3 separate regions of the Homo sapiens genome follow, and regions 1 and 3 are each linked to region 2. Evidence: chromatin contacts called from ENCODE Hi-C data. All regions are on one chromosome and are shown on one strand. The core of a region is the stretch at or near the end of the contact, and the rest is flanking DNA. Distances in the headings are between cores, read along the strand shown.

Region 1 (2,700 bases), core at 182-2,681, 1.0 Mb after region 2:
TCTGCTGATGGGCGCTGAGCTGTAGACTGAGCTGCCTTGAGGCTGAGGTAAGCTGAATTTGTGGGAACCCCCACCTTTCCCTTGAGGGAGGAAGTTTAAATTATCAGGTCAATTAGGAAAGATACAACCGAAAAAAATCCAAATTTCATTCCCACTTCAAGGAGGCGTTTCCTGGCTCGGTGCCACTTTTATTATTTTTGGCCCAGGCTGCTGAAAGCCCCACAGACCCAGGGAAGGTACAATGTGACCTTTGATTCGCGTTTCAGGGATCAAAGTGAGTGAGTTTGGGTGTAAATGCAGATAACATTTCAGAGAGCTTTCATGAAAGGAGTCACTGGACCAGGGCAGAAAGGGAGCTGGTGTGTTACGTGTGTGTTCCCCTTGAGAAGCGTCACTTTCCGGTGAATCCGGCTGCCTGCCCGTGGCCCCAAGGACTCCTGGCTTGCATCCAGGTCCTTGGCCCACAGGCATCAGATCCTGAGCTGGGGCGCCTGCACCCTCTCCCACCTCTTCTCTAGGCACCGTGAAGCCGAGGAGAGGTGGCGTGGGACGGCTTGTGCAAGTGAGAAGAGCACCACCACTTCATCCTCACCTATCTTGTCCCAGGATCTGGGTGCTGACTCGGCAGGCTTGGGCTGGGCACGGCCCTGTGGGGAGGGCTTGGTAGCCTGCCCTCGCTGTCGTCTCCGGGTCCAGCCTCGGCCTGAGTCGGGAAGCACACAATTATATCCACAACAAGGAGGCCCAGAGGCCCTGCCTGCAGCCCCCAGGTATGCAGGTAGAGGGTCCTCTCGGACTGCCTGCCCCCTGCCTCTGGCGCCCAGCCTGCAGCTACGTCGAACCGGGCCCTAACAAGGTTCCCCGCACTGGCAATGAGTGATGAGAGGCACTCCGCGGGCACGCCGTTCCAGGGCGCTCACGAGGCCCAGCAGCCCCGCTATGCCCACATCCACCCCGACACCTGCAGCCCCCCAGGCTTAGCCCGGCCCCGCAGCAGCCCTCTCGACGCCCAGCAGCACCCCAGTGTCTGGCTGACGCCAGGGCAGTAACGGCGGGCTGAAGCAGCATCGGCCCCTCGGTCTACGCCACAGCCGGGTGCAGATTTCCCGGATCTGAGGGACCGCCGGGCACCGTCCGCTGGGGATCATGAGGGGCAGCTTTGGCCCGACCGTCTCGCGCCTGTACACGCGGCCCCACCTGATCCCGTGGCACTTGGCGCGGCGTGGGAATGGGCGCGCTCTCCCATCACCCACCGCGCGGCACTGCCGCGCCAGCAGGGACCGGGAGAGCCTGCGAGGTAGCGGCCACACGGCATACAGCGCAGGCGCGGCCTGGATGGGAGGAGCGCGTGGAGCGTGCCGGGAGCATGCGCCGGGTCGTACACGGCGGCCGCGCGCACGCTGGGGGCGTGGCTGCGCGATGTAATCGGTCTCTGGACGCTGCGCGGCGCTCCTAGGAGCAGGCGTTCCCGACTCCGGCAAGAGGGTCAGTGTGGAGGCGGGAGCCCGGGCGGCCGGCTTGAACTCCGTGCACGCGGGCCTGGAGCTGCGCCCCTGCGTCTTTTCCCGACTTCTGATCCGCAGAGGGGCACTCGGAGCCCCAGCCTGGGTCGCAGTGCCTTCGGTCTGCGGGCCTCAGTTTCTCGGTCCGCGCCGGGGGTTTGTGGGGGCACCTGGAGACATTTGGGCCGTTCTCGCAGTCTCGGGAAGCCGCGCCCGCTCCTTGCCTGGCCTCACGGCGGCCGATCTCGTTCTCCACTTTCTAGGTGGCGCCTGGACTCTCGCCCTCAGAGGGAGGCCCGTCCCACGGTCTGTGGCTACGGATCCCAGGACCCTCTTCGCGGGCGATTCGCGTAGCCTCAGGTGGGTGGGCTTCTTGTTGCCGTGGGCCTTGTGAGCTCGTATTTCCTGCATGGCGGTTGCTGGGGGGCGGGCGGTGCAGTCGTCTGCACTCAGCTTGCTTTAAGGCTTTGGGCAGGTTTTGTTCTTGGGGCTCCTGGGTCTCCCCAGAGCAGAGAACGGCTCCAGCGTTCCAGGTGCTGCCTTTGGCCTTGTGGGGGCAAACACACATGCGCCGTGGTACCTGCCCCTTTAGGATAGTGCTGTCCAGTCTAGAAGGGCCGAAAGTCTTCTATGCCAGGCAGTGTGGGGAGAAAAGTAGGGGGACCAACAGACTGATAGGCGTGGGAGGGCTAAGGTTCTCAAAATGGTGAGAGTGCGGCCCAGGGTTAGGAAGGCTCAGGCCCAAAGCAGGCCTGGCTGGCTGGTGCAGGGAAGCCTTCTCCCAGACTGCAGGGGACACAGGTGCGCAGGTGAGTGGGCAGGGTAGGGGACTGGGAAGAAGGGAAGGCAGAGATCTGGGTAGCACACTGTGGCTCCCGGGCATGGGGTGTGGTCATTGTGGGCAACCTGGATACCTAACCTTGGCTGGTGGTGGGAGCTGGGCCCTGGATCGGGGTCACTGCTTTTTTAGAGCTCAGTGAGGGACTGGACTGGACTCGACTCACGTCCAGGCCTTAGTATAATCCTGCAGTAAGGTGGGAAGCCAGGGTCATGGGCTGGGCTTTCAGGTGAAGACCCCCCCCCCAGAGGGGGGTCAGACCTGAGGGATTCCAGAGTGTTTGGGTGGTGGAGGTAGGGCCAGTGGCCCTGGCAGGTTCTAGTGCTGCAGGCCACCCTGGGAGGTACCTGGAGGAACTCA
Region 2 (2,700 bases), core at 160-2,659:
ACCCGGCTAGTTTTTTTTTTTTTTTAATTTTAGTGGAGACAGGGTTTCACCATGTTGCCCAGGCGGGTCTCGAACTCCTGAGCTCAGGCGATCCGACGCCTAGGCCTCCCAAAGTGCTGGGATTACAGGCGTGAGTCACTGCGCTCGGCCAGAATAATTGTTATTGAAGGTACTACTCTCTGAAATCTAAGGATGGGAAGAACTGATGAAGATGAGTTGGAGCAACAAACTCTTAACCCGCACACTATTTGTCTAGGATTTGGGAAGTAAAGGTAAGACCCTGGACTCAATCAAACCCAGGCTTTGGTCAACTAGGCAGCTGTCTGGGCTGAAGGGACTTCAATACCTCTATTGGTTGGTTAGGTGGAGATGTCAATGATGCGGGAAGAACTCGTGGACCACCTGCCCTGATGCTTCAGGGTATCACCTGACACTCGCAGGCACATAGTCCTCTCTTTCTGGCTCACTCCGGAAGGAATGGCCAAAACCCTGTGCCAGATTTTGCACAGGAAATAATGTCGAAGAAACGGACTCTCCATTTCCCAAACCTAGGACCTGCTGTTCAGAATTTTTACTCACCTGGACAGAAAATAATCTGGCGTTTCCCCGTGAGCTAGGCGTAAGAAAAAAAAAATCAACGAAGCAGACTAATAGCTAAGGAAGATTTCTGGGGTAAACTGCCCTCTTCAAGTACTCCAGATGCACATACCTTTACATAGTTAACAGATTGTTACCACCATCGAGTCACTAAGGTGCAAGAATCTATGCTAGGCAACTTGAGAATTCTCAAAAGATTGTGAGCAAAACATTTCTCGTCTCCGTTTGACAGCACAGAGACCGGCGAGTCCACACCAGCCCTGCCCCAGGCTCACCTCGGAAGAGGCGACCCCAACCTTCTCGGACTCGTACATGAGGGCCAGGGACCTGCTGGTGCTGGCGGCCGTGGCCTCAGCCCTGCGGAGGACCTCCTGCCGCAAGTACTGCTGCCTGTCCGCGGGCGCGTCGGGCCCGTCGGGGAGGTCTCGGGCGTCCCTCCAAGGGGCCGGCCGGGCGCCTTCGTCCTCCCCGTCGTCGTCGAACGGATTGTAGCTTTTAGGGTAAGCTGACATGGTGCCGGCGCGGCTCTCGGTCTGGGAAACAGAAGGAGGAGCCCCACTGCCGCCGCCGTCCAGGGCCTCGCCCCGCCCGCCGACCCCGCGGTCGTCGCGCGAACTCCTTCCGCGCGTCGCGCGCAGGTGGCCCCGCCCTCGGAGCCGACCATCGCGCAGGTCGGCTGGGGGGGGCCCACATCCGGCGCGCGCAACCGCAGCCTACTGTCCATCCCCTCTCTCCCCTGCAGCGGTGGGCCCGCCCCGCAGCCACGCCCTATCTAGTGTCAGCAACTGAGAGGTCACGTGGCGGGAAAGCCGGATGCACCTACGCCTGCGCCCTGAGGTCGGGCGCTCGCGGGCCAGGAGCGGGGAGCCGGCGGGCAGCGCCGCGGCTCGTGAGGTGATGGCGGCGGCCCCGGCCCGGGGAGGCGGAGGCGGAGGCGGAGGCGGCGGCGGCTGCTCCGGCTCCGGCTCCAGCGCCTCGCGGGGCTTCTATTTCAACACGGTCCTGTCACTGGCCCGCTCCCTGGCGGTGCAGAGACCAGCATCCTTGGAGAAGGTAACGTCGGCGGGCTGGGCCGCGGGCTGACAGGAGGAGGGGCTGGGGTGACGAAGCGTGGAGGCGGGACGAGGGTCTGTGGGAGGCCGAGGCTGGGCTCGCCGGCAGCCTGTGCGGGAGGGGGCGCCTGAGCGGAGGGATCTAGCGGGGGAAGGAGGCCCTAGTGGGAGGGGCTGGTGAAGAGAGAGGGACCGTGGGGGAAGGGTCGGCGGGGCCTGCAGGGCCGCTGCAGGTGGGTGGTTGTGGGATGGGGGTGGGGGATGTGAGCTGCTGGCCCAGGGAGCATCTTGTGACATCGCGGAGGTGGAGGCTGGATCGTGGGCGGCTGTGCGGAGCAGTGGGATGAGCCGAGGACCAGGGGTCAAGACCTGGGGTTCTGCTTCCGATTTCACCTGCTTTTTATTCCGCGACCTTGGGAAGATGGCTTTCTTGTAAAATGGGGATGCTTTTATCTGCTTTGCCGGCTTCACCGGACTGTGGTGACCAGGAGACGAAACACTGTCTTGAAAGTGCTTTGTGACTGTAAACCAACTGCGCAGTGTTATTCTACGAGGCTGGGGGCGTTAGGTTGGGTAAAAGATTGTGCGTTTGCAGAAGGGACAGTGGCAGGGAAAGGAGAGTGAACTGTCAGTGGGCAGAGAAGTGAACTTGGAATTGCTTCAGAAGAGAAAGGTGAAGTCATGCCAGAGCAATCCTCATCTTGGGAGAAAGGTGAAAGGCAACTCAGTGGTGTGCCTTGAGATCTGGAAAGAGACAGATTTTAGAGTGGGACCTGAATTTGTTCCCTGCACTGGCACTTACTTACCATGTCCTCTTGGGTAAATTTAACTCTTAGAGCCTCTGTATCCTTATCTGTAAAATGAGGTTGTTCTTGAGAATTAAATGAGTTCTAGCATAAAGCATCTTGCACAGGTCAAGGCACAGAGTGGGTGAGCAGTAAATGTCAACTTTCTTTGCCCACCCGTGTGCGATGAGACTCAGCACAGTGTTTAGCTCTGAAAGGATGGAATTATTTTCCCACTCAACTTTTTGGCACATGGAGAGAGGATG
Region 3 (2,700 bases), core at 14-2,513, 1.1 Mb before region 2:
TGAGCCCAGGAGTTTGAGGCTGCAGTGAGCTGTGATCATGCCACTGCACTCCAGTGTGGGCACCAGAGAAGGAGCTTGTCTCTAAAAAGAGAGAAAAAGAATATTTTCAAGAGCCTCTGTGTTGGCAGAAAAATGGCCCTTCAGAGATGTTCATGTCCTATACCTGTGCCTGTGTTAGATTACATGGCAGACCCGGCATAGTGGCTCACGCCTGTACTGTAATCCCAGCACTTTGGGAGGCCGAGGCAGGCAGATCATTTGAGGTCAGGAGTTTGAGACCAGCCTGACCAACATGGTGAAACCCCATCTCTACTAAAAATACAAAAAAAATTAGCCGGGCATGGTGGTGCGTGCCTGCAGTCCCAGCTACTCGGGAGGCTGAGGCAGGAAAATCGCTTGAACCAGGGAGGCAGAGGTTGCAGTGAGTCGAGGTCATGCCACTGCAGTACAGCCTGGGTGACAGGGTGAGACTCCGTGTCAAAAAAAAATAATAATAATAATAAGGGGCAAAGGGGAATTAAGGTTGCTAATCAACTGATTTAGAGAGATGATGCTGGACTATCTGGGTGGGCCCAATGGCATCAGGAGGGTCTTTAGAAGTAGCAGAAGGAAGCAGAGGAGGGAACCAGAGGTGGCAGTGTGAGAAAGGCTCAACTGGCCATTGCTGGCTTCGAGGCTGTAGGAAGGGGCCACGAGCCAAGGTATGCAGGGAGCCCTTAGGAGCTGGAAAAGGCAGGGGAACAGTTTCTCCCCTAGAATCCTCAGAAAGGAACGCATTCTGGCGATCCCTGGATCTTCGCCCACTGAGGCTAAGTGGACTTCTGACCTCCAGAACGGAAAGATAACAAAAGCCTCAACGTTTGTGGAAACAAACAACTCATAATGAGCCTGGGACTGTGCCTCCTTCCCGGACGGATGAGCCTGCCTGGGCAGTCTGGGTTTGCATCCCTGCTCTGTCACTTACCAGCTATTGACGGCAGAAGTTGCTTAATTTCTGGGCGCTGTGACCTAGGGATTGCTTTCCCCATCCAGCCGCCCACCCAAAGCTGCAGAAGAGAAGCAAGAGGCTGGTGACTGGGGCGGCTCCGGAGCCCAGGTGGAGCCGCAGTTCGCCTACCACTAAAGGGCCGCAGTCACCGTCCACGTAGCCGCCAGGGGGCAGCAGAGGTCCGGCCCCGCCAGCCTGGAGGCCCGACTGCGCCTGCGCGGCGCCCGCGGCGCCCGCGGCGGCCAGGGACGGGAAGTGGGCGGGGCCGGCCGGCAGCAGCTTGCGGGACACGGAGCCGCGAGGAGACAGCTGAGGCCCGCGGAGACCAGGGGTGAGGAGGCCGGGGGGGACGGGATTAGAGGGCTGACGGGGCTGGGACGAGGGTCAGGCGAGCGCCCAAGGCGCACAGGGGTGAAATGGGACCGAGGAACCGGAGGGGTGGAATCAGAGGGCTGGGGAGGCAAGGAGGCCGAGACGAGGCTCACATGGGTGCACCGAAAGGGTGCGGGGGTGCAGTGCGGGGGGCCGAGGAGCAAGAGGGGCCGCTGCGGACATGAGGAACCCGAGGCTGGGAGTTGGGGGGCTGGGGAGCCAAGGGGGCAGAACTGGGGGGCAGGCGGGGGTGTGGCCGAGCCGAGGGCCTGGTAGGGACCGAGGGCTATGAGGCAGAATCGGGTGCTGAGGGGGACGCGCCCCATTTTCCGAGATTTGGCCTCTCCCCACCCCCCAGGAGCCTCTGGGCCGGCACGTTGCCCCATATCCCCCCAGTCCCTGCACCTTCAGGGGCCCAGTCTGCCTGATGGCCCCCGGCTCCGCGGCCTCCCAAGCGTCCGTGAAGCGAGCGTCAGCTGCACAAGTGCTCGGGCTGCAGCTGCTTCAGCCACAGGTCTGTGAGCCAGAGCCTCAGGCGCGGAGGCCGGGCACATTGCCGCTGGGTTCGGTCAGGCAAGCCCCTGAACCTGTCTGTACAACAGGAAGAACTGGCTCCGGCTGCAGGGATTTCGGCACAGCGCTTGACACACAGTGAGGCCCACTGCATGGTGGCGGGCTCCTTCGAAGCCTTCCACCCTGCGGGACAGAGTCACACATGTCGTGGTGGCATTCCCCGGGACAAGTTCTCTGGGCCCAGCTGAGCTCTCACCACGGGGGATAGAAAGTGGGGCCGGCCAGCACTCTGAGGCCATCTCCAGTCTCTTCTGTTGTCAAATTTCGCTCTTTTCCTCCTGCACGCGAGGTGGAAATACCAAAGGCATTGGGCATCCAGAGACCTTGATTGAGTTCGCTTTGCCCTTTCACCTGTGTGAGACCTTAAATGGGTGCTTGCCCTCCTATAACCTATTTCTTCATCTGCAGTGTAGCCTGACAGTATGTACTTCTCAGCGTAGTTGTGAGAGGTAAACAAAACGAATGCATTTCTGAAAGCCATGAACCTCTACACAAGTTCATTTGTGGAATTCCTTTAAGATACCCCCTGAAGGCCGGGCGCGGTGGCTCATACCTGTAATCCCAGCACTTTGGGAGGCCGAGGCAGGCATATCACCTGAGGTCAAGAGTTCCAGACCAGCATGGCAAAATCCCATCTCTACTAAAAATACAAAAATTAGCCGCGCGTGGTGGCAGGTGCCTGTAATCCTAGCTACTCAGGAGGCTGAGGCAGGAGAATTGCTTGAACCTGGGAGGCGAAGGTTGCAGTGAGCTGAGATCCCACCATT

What was found. Hi-C counts contacts between places; a loop is a spot of excess contacts on that map. Pooled maps may share reads with other maps.
Region 1: a loop to region 2 is called in a map with no recorded cell type, with 14 times the contacts of the local background. The contact joins the promoter of RTL10 here to the promoter of PI4KA in region 2. A Hi-C loop is called at or near these places in 2 of 37 single-sample maps with no recorded cell type and 8 of 50 pooled maps.
Region 3: a loop to region 2 is called in a pooled map, with 9 times the contacts of the local background. The contact joins the promoter of PPM1F here to the promoter of PI4KA in region 2. A Hi-C loop is called at or near these places in 5 of 50 pooled maps.

What each region holds. Positions count from the first base shown.
Region 1 is chr22:19,853,605-19,856,304 of GRCh38, reverse strand. It overlaps RTL10 (retrotransposon Gag like 10), which reads left to right and starts at 1,431. Exons shown (of 3, transcript NM_024627.6): 1 at 1,431-1,645; 2 at 1,766-1,862. GNB1L (G protein subunit beta 1 like) reads left to right here and starts at 1,431. Exons shown (of 8, transcript NM_053004.3): 1 at 1,431-1,485; 2 at 1,766-1,862. LOC124905080 (a long non-coding RNA gene) reads right to left here and starts at 1,333. Exons shown (of 2, transcript XR_007068005.1): 1 at 593-1,333. RefSeq lists enhancers at 421-900, 2,323-2,700.
Region 2 is chr22:20,857,520-20,860,219 of GRCh38, reverse strand. PI4KA (phosphatidylinositol 4-kinase alpha) reads left to right here and starts at 1,409. Exons shown (of 55, transcript NM_058004.4): 1 at 1,409-1,650. The coding sequence starts at 1,495. It overlaps SNAP29 (synaptosome associated protein 29), which reads right to left and starts at 1,213. Exons shown (of 5, transcript NM_004782.4): 1 at 873-1,213. The coding sequence starts at 1,109. RefSeq lists an enhancer at 482-1,291 and silencers at 971-1,730, 1,751-1,800.
Region 3 is chr22:21,951,411-21,954,110 of GRCh38, reverse strand. PPM1F (protein phosphatase, Mg2+/Mn2+ dependent 1F) reads left to right here and starts at 1,263. Exons shown (of 8, transcript NM_014634.4): 1 at 1,263-1,319. RefSeq lists a silencer at 1,071-1,480 and enhancers at 1,474-1,994, 2,041-2,110.